Regions from separate parts of the Homo sapiens genome. Here regions 2, 3, 4 and 5 are each linked to region 1. A link is a contact called in ENCODE Hi-C or POLR2A ChIA-PET data. All regions are on one chromosome and are shown on one strand. The core of a region is the stretch at or near the end of the contact, and the rest is flanking DNA. Distances in the headings are between cores, read along the strand shown. Region 1 holds the start of ZNF253 (zinc finger protein 253). Region 2 holds the start of ZNF738 (zinc finger protein 738). Region 3 holds the start of ZNF431 (zinc finger protein 431). Region 4 holds the start of ZNF430 (zinc finger protein 430). Region 5 holds the start of ZNF85 (zinc finger protein 85).

Region 1 (2,582 bases), core at 28-2,527:
ATTTTGGCCAGGCTGGTCTTCAACTCCTGACCTCAAGTGATCCATCCACCTCGACCTCCTGAAGTGTTGTTATTACAGGCGTGAGCCACCGCGCCCGGCCCCATAAATTTTTAATAGGAGAAAAGGGAAACTGTGAACCCTGACAGATATAATAGATTCCTCTTCAAGGGCCTAACTTTCTTGTTCCTTGTTCTTAGGACCAACTTTTTTGTACCTCTTTGTACCTAGACACCCGCTCCGTAAACAACCCAAACCGCCTGTTCCAATCTGCGACCCGAACCCCTTCCTTATTTGGAAAGTAGCCAATCGGGTCAGCCTAGATTGTGAGGTCAGACCCCGGCCAATGGGGGAAGGACACAGAGGCAATAACGGCGTTTAGGGTTAAAAACCCCTTTCAAACTGGGAGGCCGAGGCGGGCGGATCAACTGAGTTCGGGAGTTCAAAACCAGCCTGACCAACATGGTGAAACGGCATGTCTACTAAAAATACAAAATCAGCCGGGTGTGGTGACGCATGCCTGTAACCCCAGCTACTCGGGAGGCTGAGGCAGGAGAATCACTTGAACCCGGGAGACGGAGGTTGCAGTGAGCCGAGATCGCGCCATTGTACTTTAGCCTGGGCCACAAGAGCAAAACTCCGCCTCAAAAAAAAAAAAAACCTTCCTTCCTTTCTTCTGTGTGCTCTTGCGATCAGGTCGGACGCGAGCAGCACTCTTCTTCAGAAGTAAATATGCCTTCCTGTGAAATTTTCTAAGTGCTGGGTAGTTTTTTGTTTTGTGTTGTTTTGCGGCACCAAGCGCTTGTTTCTAACAACCTCACGGACCAAAGCTCTTCCCATTCATGAACCCGCAGGGAACCGAGTCAGGATTCTCCCCTGACGACCCTCCCGTGGTCCTTGCATGATCTGGGAGAGACGCGGTGCTGCGGGTGCAGAGCTGCTGAAAGAGGGCTCCAGGCCAGGGCACAATCACTGTGCCGGGCCCCGGATGTCACCGCAGCCGCCATCTTATGGCTGAAGGGGACTGAGGCCGAGCTGGGCAGGGAGAACTCCGGCGGCAGATTGTGGAGCTGACTGTGAGGAAGCAGAGTCCCGCCAGAGCCACTTCCCACCGTTCCAAACAGCCTCTCCCCTCTCTCGGGACGTTGGACCCGGCACTCACCATTTCTAGGCTTCCAGGGGTCCCGGGGTTTAGCTGTGGCTCTCCCAATACTTGCAGGTCACACGGCCACAGAGGACGGGCCTCTATAAGCACAGGACACAGAACACTGAGGATAAACCTGGAGCTCCCGCTGCAGCGAGAAACAAAGGCCCCCAGAAACCATGTGGTTCGCTCCAGCTGCGTGCCTGATTGGACGGTTTCCGGCCCAGCGTCCCTCATTGGATAATGCCTAAGGCCCCGCCTCCCCAGCCGCTGAGTGACAGATGTGATCAGATACTGGGCTGAGTGAAGAAAGAGTGACAGCCTAGGCTGCAGCCTTTTCTTTCTTTCTTTCTTTCTTTCTTTCTTTCTTTCTTTCTTTCTTTCTTTCTTTCTTTCTTTCTTTCTTTCTTTCTTTCTTTCTTTCTTTCTTTCTTTCTTTCTTTCTTTCCTTTCTTTCTTTCTTTCTTTTTCTTTCTTTCTTTCTTTCTTTCTTTTCTTTCTTTTTTCCCCCCACCGAGACGGAGTTTCCCTCTTGTTGCCCAGGCTAGAGTGCAATGGCACGATGTTGGCTCACCGCAACCTGCACCTCCCGGGTTCAAGCGATTCTCCTACCTCAGCCTCCCATGTAGCTGGGATTACAGGCATGCCTCACCACGCCCGTCTAATTTTTTGTACTTTTAGTAGAGACAGGGTTTCTCCGTGTTGGTCAGGCTGGTCTCGAGCTCCCGATCTCAGGTGATCCGCCCGCCTCGGCCTCCCAAAGTGCTGGGATTACAAGCGTGAGCCACCGCGCCTAGCCTAGCTGGAGCCTTTTCAAACGGCTTCCTCCCTGAGCTGAGCATCCCATCCCAGAGCATGGGAAAATTCTATCTCATATTCTCTCTCTTTTTGAATGTATTCAAAAGGTGAACAGAAGTACTTTGCTGTCATATTAATAATACATGAAATGTTTGTTCAAGAGAAAGTCAACTTTTACTTTGGTAATAGTGTATTATCAATACTAAAGCTAATTTTAATAAGACCTTGTAAAGCCAGGTGCGGTGGCTCAGGCCTGTAATCCCAGTACTTTGGGAGGCTGAGGAGGGCAGATCACTGGGTCAGGAAATCGAGACCATCCTGGCTAACACGGTGAAACTCTGTCTCTACTAAAAATACAAAAAATTACCCGGGCGTGGTGGCATGCACCTGTGGTCCCAGCTACTCAGGAGGCTGAGGCAGGAGAATGGCTTGAACCCAGGAGGCAGAGGTTGCGGTGAGCCAAGATCGCACCACTGCACTCAAGCCTGGGTGACAAAGTGAGACTGCGTCTCCAAAAATGAATAAATACATAAATAAAACCTTGTAAATAAACAAAATTTGTCATTTTTGACCTCTCGAGATTTACATATATAATTTGTAATCTCCTGTAATTTTTTAACTATATTTTATTTATATCTACATT
Region 2 (2,582 bases), core at 48-2,547, 1.5 Mb before region 1:
AGGTGAAAAATGCAGCAGAAAATCAGTTCCCTGTGGAGTGTGAAAATAATTAAGTGGCAGGCAATTAGACTGAGGTTTCTCTAGTCCCTGGGTTCCTACTTCAATTTAAAAAATCTAACTCAGGCGCATTATTTTTAATTACTAAATTCAGAGAAACAAAATTGAGGCTTCACCTACTATAAACTGCCAATTGAGCTCCGATTACATAACCAGGAAATTTTCACCTTTAATGTACAAATTAAAAAACCACGTAACTGTACCTAACCAATTACTAAATTTGGTTTTCTTCATCATGCATTTTACAAAAGACTTTCTTTCAAGCCTCTCCCATAGACCACAAACTAAAAACCACAGCTTGGTGCTCTACAATTCTAGAACCACTTTTTGATTAAATTATTTAATAAGTTAATTTTTTTTTTGAGACAAGAGTCTCGCTCTGTCGCCCAGGCTGGAGTGCAGTGGCACGATCTCGGCTCACTGCAAGCTCTGCCTCCTGGGTTCACGCCATTCTCCTGCCTCAGCCTCCTGAGTAGCTGGGACTACAGGCGCCCGCCACCACGCCCGGCTCATTTTTTGTATTTTTAGTAGAGACGGGGTTTCACCGTGTTAGCCAGGATGGTCTTGATCTCCTGACCTCTGATCCGCCCACCTCGGCCTTCCAAAGTGCTGGGATTACAGGCGTGAGCCACCGCGCCCAGCCTAGAACCACTCTTTGATTAAATTCTTTTAATATTTTTGCAGTGACTCCCATTAACTTTTAATAGGAGATAATAGGAACTGGGAACCCCACGGAACAAACCTCTTCCCATTCATGAACCCGCACCCCAAGTCAGGATTCTCCCCTGACGACCCTCCCACGGTCCCTGCACAATCCGGTAGAGAAGCGGCGCTGCGGGTGCAGAGATTCCCCAGAGAGGGCTCCAGGCAAGGGCACAGTCACTATGCAGGGAAGAGACAGGACGCCCGGGGGCCGGGCTGTCGGCGCAACCGCCATCTTATGGCTGAAGGCGACTGAGGCCGAGCTGGGCAAGGAGAACTCGGGGCGCAGATTGTAGAGCTGACTGCGGGGAGGCCTGAGTCTCGCCACAGCCACTTCCCACCGGTTCCAACCAGCCCTTCCCCTCTCTCGGGATGTTGGACCCCGCACTCTCACCATTTCTAGGCTTCCAGGGTGTCCCGGCGTCTTAGCTGTGGATTCCCAATACCTGCAGGTCACAGGACCAGAGGCTGGGCCTCTAGGAGCAGAGGACACAGAGCAGTGAAGACGAGACCCGGAGTTCCAGCGGCAGCCAAAGACAAAGAAGCGGACAAATCCCGCCACATCCCGGAAGCCGTCCTCTCCGCTCAAGCTGCGTGCCTGATTGGACAGTTCCCAGCCCAGCGTCGCTGATTGGATAACGTTTAAAACCCCACCCTCTCAGGCCCTGACTGACAGAAGATGTAATTAGATGCTGGGCTGAATGAAGAAAGAGTGACCGCCTAGGCTGCAGCCTTTTCAGGCAGGGCTTCCTCCTTGAGCTGAGATAGGCCCACCCCAAAGGGTATTTGCATTCAACCTTGCGTATAAGGTCATATGCATTTGTAAATACTATATCATATGGCTATACATAAATGAAAAGGATATAATAACAAATGTTTTAAAATTTCAGGGTTTTTTTACTTTCCTGGCTTACGGTCCTTTGAGCAGGCAGCCTGAGATTTTAAAAAGGAGGTAATCCTCTGAAATAAAATGTGAGCCACGTGAATTTTGAATTTTCTGGTAGCCAAACTAGAAAATTAAAAAGAAACAAGGGGCCAGGCATGGTGGCTCACGCCTGTAATCCTAGGACTTTAGGAGTACAAGGCGGGCAGATCAAGAGGTCAGGAGTTTGAGACCAGCCTGGCTAACATGGTGAAACCACGTCTCTACTAAAAATACAAAAATTAGCCGGGCGTGGTGGTGGACATCTGTAATCCCAGCTACGCAGGAGGCTGAGGCAGGAGAATTGCTTGAACCCGGGAGGCGGAGGAGGTTGCAGTGAGCAGAGATCGCGCCACTGCACTCCAGCCTGGGCGGACAGAGCGAGACTCCGTTTTGGGGGGTGAAAAATATAAAGAAACAAGAGGCCACGCGCAGTGGCTCACGCCTGTAATCCCAGCACTTTGGGAGGCCGAGGCTGGTGGATCACGAGATCAAGTGATTGAGACCCTCCTGGCAATATGGCTAAACCCTGTCTCTACTGAAAAAAATATAAAAATTAGCCAGGCGTGGTGGCGCATGCCTGTAATCCCAGCTACTGGGGAGGCTGAGGCAGGAGAATCGCTTGAACCCGGGAGGCAGAGGTTGCAGTGAGCCGAGATTGCGCCACTGCACTCCAGCCTAGTGACAGACTGCAACAACAGCAACAACAACAACAACAATAACAAGGAACAGGTTGAATTGATTGTAACAATGTAATTAACCTAATATATACAAAATATCATTTTAATGTGTGAGGAATATGTAATTATTAATGAAGTATATAAATATTTGCAACTAAATTTTTGAAAATAACTCTGTGTTTTACCTTTCTAGCATATCGCGGTTCAGACCAAGCACATTC
Region 3 (2,582 bases), core at 43-2,542, 1.3 Mb before region 1:
AAAAGGCACAGAGAGTTTTAACAATACAGTATCAGGGGATTATTCTTTGCTTTCTTCTCATGGGAAATATTTACAGATATTTTTTTTAAAAAATCTTTTAAAAAACTTTTTGAAAAGCGTCATTTAATGCTTTGTCAAAAAATAATTAAAATACGGTATAGAAAAGTACACTAAAAGACAAATAGGCGATAACGTGAATTAGGGAGGAAAAGCTGGCATTTGGAAACACCAGAAGGAACTGGAAATTTAGTATCTTACTGCAAGCCAGAGGGAGGCTGGAGAAATGAGGAATGGGGGTTAGACTTAAGACCCTGCTTGGGACACAGGTGAAAAATGCAGCGGAAAATCAGCTCCCCATGGACTGTGAAAATAATTAAAAGGCAGGCAATTAGACGGAGGTGTCTTTAGTCCCTGGGTTCCTACTTTAAAAAAATCTAACTGACGTACATTTTTCAGTAAATTACTACATTGAGAGAAACAAAACTCAGCCCTAACCAACTATAAACTGCCAATTAACCTCTGATTACATAATCAGGAAATTTTCACCTTTATTGTACAAATTAAGAAACTATGTAACTCTACCTAACCAATTACTGAATTTGGTTTTCTTCATCATGCTTTTTATAAAAGTCTTTTCTTCAAGTCCCGCCCATGAAGCACAAATTACAAACCACAGCTGGGTGCTCCACAATTTTTGAATCACTCTTTGATTAAATTATTTAATGTTTTTATAGTGACTCCCATATATTTTTAACAGAAGACAAGAGGAACTGGGAACTCCACGGAACAAAGCTCTTCCCATTCATGAACCCGCACCCCGAGTCAGAACTGTCCCCTGAAGACCCTCCCGTGGTCCCTGCACAATCTGGGAAAGACGCGGTGCTGCGGGTGCAGAGCTGCCCAGAGAGGGCTCCAGGCCAGGGCACAGTCACTGTGCAGTGAAGAGACAGGACGCCTGGGGTCCCGACTGTCAGCACAGCCGCCATCTTATGGCTGGAGGGGACTGAGGCCGAGCTGGGCAAGGAGAACTCGGGGCGCAGACTGTGGAGCTGACTGCGGGGAGGCCTGAGTCCCGCCACAGCCACTTCCCACCGGTTACAACCAGCCCTTCCCCTCTCTCGGGATGTCCGACCCGGCACTCTCACCATTTCTAGGCTTTCAGGGGGTCCCGGTGTCTTAGCTGTGGGTCTCCCAATACCTGCAGGTCACAGGGCCACAGATGTTGGGCCTCTAGGAGCAGAGGACACAGAGCAGCGAAGGGGAGACCTGGAGCTCAGGCTGCGGCGAGAGACAAAGGCCCCGCCACATCCCGGAAGCCGTCCTGTCCGCTCCAGCTGCGTGCCTGATTGGACGGTTCCCAGCCTAGCGTCGCTGATTGGATAACGTTTAAAACCCCACCTTCTCAGGCCCTGAGTGACAGAAGATGCGAACAGATGCTGGGCTGAGTGAAGAAAGAGTGACAGCTTAGGCTGCCGTCTTTTCAGGCAGGGCTTCCTCCCAGAGCTTAGCCAGGCCCACCCCAGAGGGAATTTGTATTTAACCTTGTGTGTAAAGTCACATGCATTTATAAATAACATACTGTATGCCTATTCACAAATGAAAAGAATATAATAACAATTATTTTAAAATTTCGGATTTTATGACCTTCCCGGCTTCTGGTCTTTCAGCAGGCCGTCTGAAATTTTAGAACGGAGGTAATTTTCTGAAATAAAATGTGAGCCATATGTAAATTTTAAATTTTCTAGTAACCAAACTTAAAAAAAAAAAGTAACAGGTTGAATTGATTGTAACAATTTAATTAACCCAATATATCAAAAAATTTTCATTTTAATGTGTGAGAAATATGTGATTATTAATAAAGTATATAAATATTTGAAACTAAATCTTTGAAACTAACTCTGTATTTTACCTTTCTAGCACATCGCAGTTCAGACCAGGAACATTCCAGGCACTCAGGAGCCACACATGACCAAAGCTTCCACATTGAAGTGCAGCTCTGATGTCGGGAGGTGAAGGGCCCCAGCAAACCTTTTCTGCCAGAGGTGAAGGAAAAGCCTCTCCCTACCAACATCTCCCTTCAGTTCTGAGGGTGGAACAGATAGTGGCCATAGAAAGAGCAGAGGGCAGCAAGAACAAAATAACCACAAGGAGACCACTGATAGCCACCTGTTGCCCATTTTCTTCCAGAGATCAGACAGTGAAGAAAGAATGTTGGGGCCACAGGATAATAAAACTCTGTGTCTTCAGATCTGTCCACACTCTTGACCTCAAATGTTTAGATATGGAGAAAACAGATTAAAGGCAAAACTTATTTTGCTATTGGCCTTGGCCCTAATGGTCAGGCCGTAGTTATCTGTTTTCTCCTGTGGTGTGTGGGACTGTGTGGGTATAAGCACCAATCACATGCATACATGTCTACGTGTATTTCTGCATTACTCAACATTCTCTTACAAGTCACCCAACTTTAAATCAGGGGAAAAAATCAGTACCTATAGGGTGCCCACTGTTAGAAGGTAACTAGTAATCAACCTGTCATAGAATCCTGGTGTCCTATCTGCACGGGGTGCATGTATTAGTTAGCT
Region 4 (2,582 bases), core at 27-2,526, 1.2 Mb before region 1:
AGGCAGCGGCAGAAGTTGTAGTGAGCCGAGATTGTGCCACTGCACTCCAGCCTGGGCGACAAGAGCGAGACTCCATCTCAAAAAAAAAAAAAAAAAAAAAAAAAAAAAATCTAACTCAGGCGCATCGTTTTGAAAATTACTACATTGAAAGACACAAAATTCAGGCTTAATCAACTGTATACTGCCAATTAAGGTCTGATTACACAACCAGAAAATTTTCACCTTTATTGTACAAACTAAGAAACTACATAACGGTACCTAACCAATTACTGAATTTGGCTTTCTTCATCATGCACCTTATAAAAGTCTTTCCTTCAAGCCCCGCCATGAACAACAAATTACAAACCACAGCTGGGTGCTCAACAGTTTTTTAATCACTCTTTGATTAATTTCTTTAATATTTTTGTGGTGACTTCTGTACATTTTTTTTTTCCGAGACGGAGTCTTGCTCTGTTACACAGGCTGTAGTGCAGTGGCGCTATCTCGGCTCACTGCAATCTCCACCTCCCAGGTTCAAGTGATTCTCCTGCCTCAGTCTCCCAAGTAGCTGGGACTACAGGCGTGTACCACCATGCCCGGCAAATTTTTGTATTTTTAGTAAAGACGGGGTTTCACTATGCTGGCCAGGCTGGTCTTGAACTCTCCTGACTTAGTGATGCGCCCGCCTCGGCCTCCCAAAGTACTGGGATTACAGACGTGAGCCACCCCTCCCGGTCTGTACATTTTTAATAGGAGAAAAGAGGAACTAGGAACCCAGGACCAAAGTTCTTCCCATTCATGAACTCGCACCCCAAGTCAGGATTCTCCCGTGACGATTCTCCCGTGACGATCCTCCCGTGGTCCCTGCACAGTCTGGGAGAGACGCGGCGCTGCGGATGCAGAGCTGCCCAGAGAGGGCTCCAGGCCAGGGCACAGTCACTGCGCAAGGAAGAGACGGGACGTGCTGGGGCCCGCCTGTCAGCGCAGCCGCCATCTTAAGGCTGATGGGGACTGAGGCCCAGCTGGGCAAGAACTCGGGGCGCAGATTGTGCAGCTGACTGCCGGGAGGCCTGAGTCCCGCCACAGCCACTTCCCACCCATTACAACCAGCCCCTCCCCTCTCTGGGGATGTCGGACCCGGCACTCTCACCATTTCTAGGCTTCCAGGGGTTCCTGGCGTCTTAGCTGTAGATCTCCCAATACCTGCGGGTCACAGGGCCACAGAGCCTGGACCTCTAGGAGCAGAGGACACAGAGCGCTGAAGACGAGACCTGGAGCTCAGGCCACAGCGAGGGACAAAGGCCCCGCCAAACCCGGAAGCCGCCCTGTCCGCTTCACCTGCGTGCCTGATTGGACGGTTCCCTGCCTAGCGTCTCTGATTGGATAACATTTAAATCCCCGCCCCCTCAGGCCATGATTGACGGAAGATGTGATGAGATGCGGGGCTGAAAGAAGAGTGACAGCTTGGGCTGCATCCTTCTCTGACAGGGCTTCCTCCCTGAGCTGAGCCAGGCCCACCCCAGAGGTTATTTGCATTTAACCTTGTGTGTAAGGTCATATGCATTTATAAATAATATATGGGGCCGGTCACGGTGGCTCACGCCCGTAATCCCAACATTTTGGAAGGCTGAAGCGGGCAGATGACCTGAGGTCGGGAGTTAGAGACCAGCCTGACCAACATGGAGAAACCCAGTCTTTATAAAAAATATAAAATTAGCGGGTTGTGGTGGCCCATGTGTGTTATCCCAGGTACTCGGGAGGCTGAGGCAGGAGAACCGCTTGAACCTGGGAGGCGGAGGTTGCGGTGAGCCGAGATTGTGCCATTGCACTCCAGCCTGGGCAACAAGAGCACAACTCTGTCTAAAATATATATATATATATATATATATATATTTATTTATATATATTTATTTATATATATTTTTATATATTTATTTATATATATTTTATATATTTATATATGTATTTATTTATATATTTATATATTTATATATTTATTTATATATATTTATATATATTTATTTATATATATTTATATATATTTATTTATATATATTTGTATATATTTATTTATATATATATTTATATATATTTATATATTTATTTATGTATTTATATACATTTATATATATTTATATATATTTATATTTATATAATTATATATATTTATATATTTATATATATTTATATATATATTTATATATTTATATATATTTATATTTATATACTTATATATATTTATATATTTATATATATTTATATATATTTATATATTTATATATATTTATATATTTATATATATTTATATATAAATATTTATATATTTATATATATATATTTATATATTTATATATTTATATATATATATTTATATATTTATATATATTTATATTTATATATTTATATATTTATATTTATATATTTATATGTATATATTTATATATATTTATATTTATATTTATATATTTATATTTATATATATTTTTTATATTTATATTTTTATATATTTTTATATATTTATATATTATACATATTTATATTTATATATATTTATGTTTTTATATATATTTATATTTTTATTTTTATATATTTTTATATATATT
Region 5 (2,582 bases), core at 36-2,535, 1.1 Mb before region 1:
TGCTTGAGACATATGTGAAAAATGCAGGGGAAAAGAAGTCCCCTGTGGACTGTGAAAATGATTCAGTGGCAGGCAATTAGACTGAGGTGGCTCTAGTCCCTGGGGTCCTCCTTTTTAAAAAAATCTAACTAAAATTTCATTTTTTAGTAAATTACCACATCGGGGAAAACAAAATTCAGGCTTAACCAACTATAAACTGCCAATTAAATTCTGATCACATAACCAGAAAATTGCCAACACGATCGTACAAATTAAGAGACTATATAACTGTACCTAACCAATTACTAATTTGATTTTTTTATCATGCACCTTATAAAAGTCTTTTATTCAAGCTCCTCCCATGGACCACAAACTACAAACCATAGCTGAGTGCTCTACAATACTTGAACCACTTTTTAAGTTCTTTAATATTTTTGCGGTGACTCCTATACATCTTTTTTTTTTTTTTTTGAGACGGAGTTTCACTCTTATTGCCCAGGCTGGAGTGCAGTGGCGCGATGTAGGCTCACTGCAACCTCCGCCTCCCGGGTTCAAGCGATTCTCCTGCCTCAAACTCCTGAGTAGCTGGGATTGCAGGCGCGCGCCACGACGCCCGGCTAATTTTTGTATTTTTAAAAATTGAGACGGGGTTTCACCATGTTGGCCAGGATGGTCTTGAACTCCTGACCTCAGATGATCCGCCCGCCTCGGCTTCCCAAAGTGCTGAAATTACAGGCGTGAGCCACCACGCCCGTCCCCCCATACATTTTTAACAGAAAAAAAGAGGAACTGGGAACCCCACAGCCCAAAGCTCTTTCATGAACCCGCACCCCGAGTCAGGATTCTCCCCTGACAACCCTCCCGTGGTCCCTGCTCAATCTGGGAGAGACGCGGTGCTGCGAATGCAGAGCTGCCCAGAGAGGGCTCCAGTCCAGGGCACAGTCACTGCGCAGGGAAGAGACAGGACGCCCGGGCCGGCTGTCAGCGCAGCCGCCATCTTATGGCTGGAGGAACTGGGGCCGAGCTGGGCAAAAAGAACTGGAGCGCAGATTGTGGAGCTGACTACAGGGAGGCCTGAGTCCCGCCACAGCCGCTTCCCACCGGTTTCAACCAACCCCTTTCCCCCTCGGGATGGCGGACCTGGCACTCTCACCATTTCTAGGCTTCCAGGGGGTCCCGGCGTCTTAGCTGTGGATCTCCCAATACCTGCAGGCCACAGGGCCACAGAGGCTGGGCGTCCACGAGCAGAAAACACAAAGCAGGGAAAACAAGACCTAGAGCTCAGGCTGCAGCGAGAGACAAAGGCCCCGCCACATCCCGGAAGCCGCCCTATCCGCACCAGCTGCGTTCCTGATTGGACGGTTCCCAGCCCAGCGTCTCTGATTGGATGATATTTAAGGCACCTTCTTTTCAGGCCCTGAGTGACAGAAGATGTGATCAGATGCTGGGCTGAAAGAAGAGCGAGTGACAGCCTAGGCTGCAGCCTTTTCAGACAGGGCTTCCTTCCTGAGCTGAGCCAGGCTCACACCAGAGAGTATTTGCCCTTACCTTGTGTATCAATTTATATGCATTCAAAAATAATATATTATATGGCTATTCACAAATGAACAAAGTATAACAACAATTGTTCTAAAATTTTAGATTTTATGACCTTCCTGTATTCTGGTCCTTTGAACAGGCAATCCTCTGAAATAAAATGTGAGTCACAGGTGAATTTTAAATTTTCTAGTAGCCAAACTTTAAAAAGAAAGAAGAAACAAGTGGAATTGATTGTAGCAATTTATTTAACCCAATATATTCAAAATATTTTCATTTTAATATGTGAGCAATATGTAATTATTAATGAAATATAAATACATTTGAAACAAAATCTTTGAAACTAATTCTGTATTTTACCTTTCTAGCACATCGCAGTTCAGACCAGCCACATTCCAGGCACCCAGGAGCCACACATGGCCAATAGCTGCCACATTGAAGTACAGCTGTGATGTCAGTGGGGGTGGAGGGCCTGAACACCCCTTTTCTGCCACAGGTGAGGGGACAGCCTCTATTTATCAACGTCTCTTTTCAGTTCCGAGGGTGAAACAAATAGTGGCTATAGAAAAAGCTGATGGCAGCAGGAATAAATCACAGGTAAACCACTGCTTACCACCTGTTGCCCATCTTTCTTTCAGAGATCAGACAGTGAGCAAAGGATGATGGGCCACAGGAGAAAAAAAACTATGTCTTCAGATCTGTTCACAGTCTTGACCTTTAATGTTTACATAGGAAGAAAATAGATTAAAGGCAAACTTATTTTGCTATTTGACCTCGACTCTAATGTTCAGGCTGTGGTTACCTGTTTTCTTCTGTGGTGTGGGAAACTGAGTGAATATAAGCACAATCACATGCATACATGTCCACATGTATTTCGGCATTTCTTTTTTTTGAGATGGAGTTTCACTCTTGTTGCCCAGGCTAAAGCGCAATGGTGTGGTCTTGGCTCACTGCAACCTCTGCCTCCTGGGTTCAAGCAATTCTCCTACCTCAGCCTCCCGAGTAGCTGGGATTACAGGCATGCACTACCACGCCCGGCTAATTTTTTGTACTTTTAGTAGAGACGG

What was found. A loop is a pair of places that touch in the nucleus more often than their neighbours do. ChIA-PET counts read pairs that join two places held with the same protein, here RNA polymerase II (POLR2A). Pooled maps may share reads with other maps.
Region 2: a loop to region 1 is called in a pooled map, with 8 times the contacts of the local background. The contact joins the promoter of ZNF738 here to the promoter of ZNF253 in region 1. A Hi-C loop is called at or near these places in 6 of 50 pooled maps. POLR2A ChIA-PET finds 5 or more read pairs at or near these places in 3 of 52 experiments (RWPE1, WTC11 and activated naive CD4-positive, alpha-beta T cell).
Region 3: a loop to region 1 is called in a pooled map, with 5 times the contacts of the local background. The contact joins the promoter of ZNF431 here to the promoter of ZNF253 in region 1. A Hi-C loop is called at or near these places in 7 of 50 pooled maps. POLR2A ChIA-PET finds 5 or more read pairs at or near these places in 4 of 52 experiments (T-cell, activated CD4-positive, alpha-beta T cell, activated naive CD4-positive, alpha-beta T cell and 1 more).
Region 4: a map of naive thymus-derived CD4-positive, alpha-beta T cell shows a loop between it and region 1 (5-fold over the local background). The contact joins the promoter of ZNF430 here to the promoter of ZNF253 in region 1. A Hi-C loop is called at or near these places in 1 of 168 maps with a recorded cell type or tissue (naive thymus-derived CD4-positive, alpha-beta T cell), 1 of 37 single-sample maps with no recorded cell type and 8 of 50 pooled maps. POLR2A ChIA-PET finds 5 or more read pairs at or near these places in 3 of 52 experiments (CD4-positive, alpha-beta T cell, activated CD4-positive, alpha-beta memory T cell and activated naive CD4-positive, alpha-beta T cell).
Region 5: a pooled map shows a loop between it and region 1 (12-fold over the local background). The contact joins the promoter of ZNF85 here to the promoter of ZNF253 in region 1. A Hi-C loop is called at or near these places in 1 of 37 single-sample maps with no recorded cell type and 8 of 50 pooled maps. POLR2A ChIA-PET finds 5 or more read pairs at or near these places in 3 of 52 experiments (CD4-positive, alpha-beta T cell, activated CD4-positive, alpha-beta memory T cell and activated naive CD4-positive, alpha-beta T cell).

The regions. Positions count from the first base shown.
Region 1 is chr19:19,864,577-19,867,158 of GRCh38, reverse strand. ZNF253 (zinc finger protein 253) reads right to left here and starts at 1,277. Exons shown (of 4, transcript NM_021047.3): 1 at 1,160-1,277. The coding sequence starts at 1,162. LOC124904664 (a long non-coding RNA gene) reads left to right here. Exons shown (of 4, transcript XR_007067169.1): 1 at 1-723. RefSeq lists an enhancer at 817-1,246.
Region 2 is chr19:21,357,715-21,360,296 of GRCh38, reverse strand. It overlaps ZNF738 (zinc finger protein 738), which reads right to left and starts at 1,297. Exons shown (of 5, transcript NM_001355237.2): 1 at 1,154-1,297. The coding sequence starts at 1,156. RefSeq lists enhancers at 936-1,235, 2,027-2,582.
Region 3 is chr19:21,140,750-21,143,331 of GRCh38, reverse strand. ZNF431 (zinc finger protein 431) reads right to left here and starts at 1,292. Exons shown (of 5, transcript NM_133473.4): 1 at 1,146-1,292. The coding sequence starts at 1,148. RefSeq lists enhancers at 1-5, 787-1,266.
Region 4 is chr19:21,019,351-21,021,932 of GRCh38, reverse strand. ZNF430 (zinc finger protein 430) reads right to left here and starts at 1,276. Exons shown (of 5, transcript NM_025189.4): 1 at 1,130-1,276. The coding sequence starts at 1,132. RefSeq lists enhancers at 401-992, 993-1,586.
Region 5 is chr19:20,921,954-20,924,535 of GRCh38, reverse strand. ZNF85 (zinc finger protein 85) reads right to left here and starts at 1,285. Exons shown (of 4, transcript NM_003429.5): 1 at 1,133-1,285. The coding sequence starts at 1,135.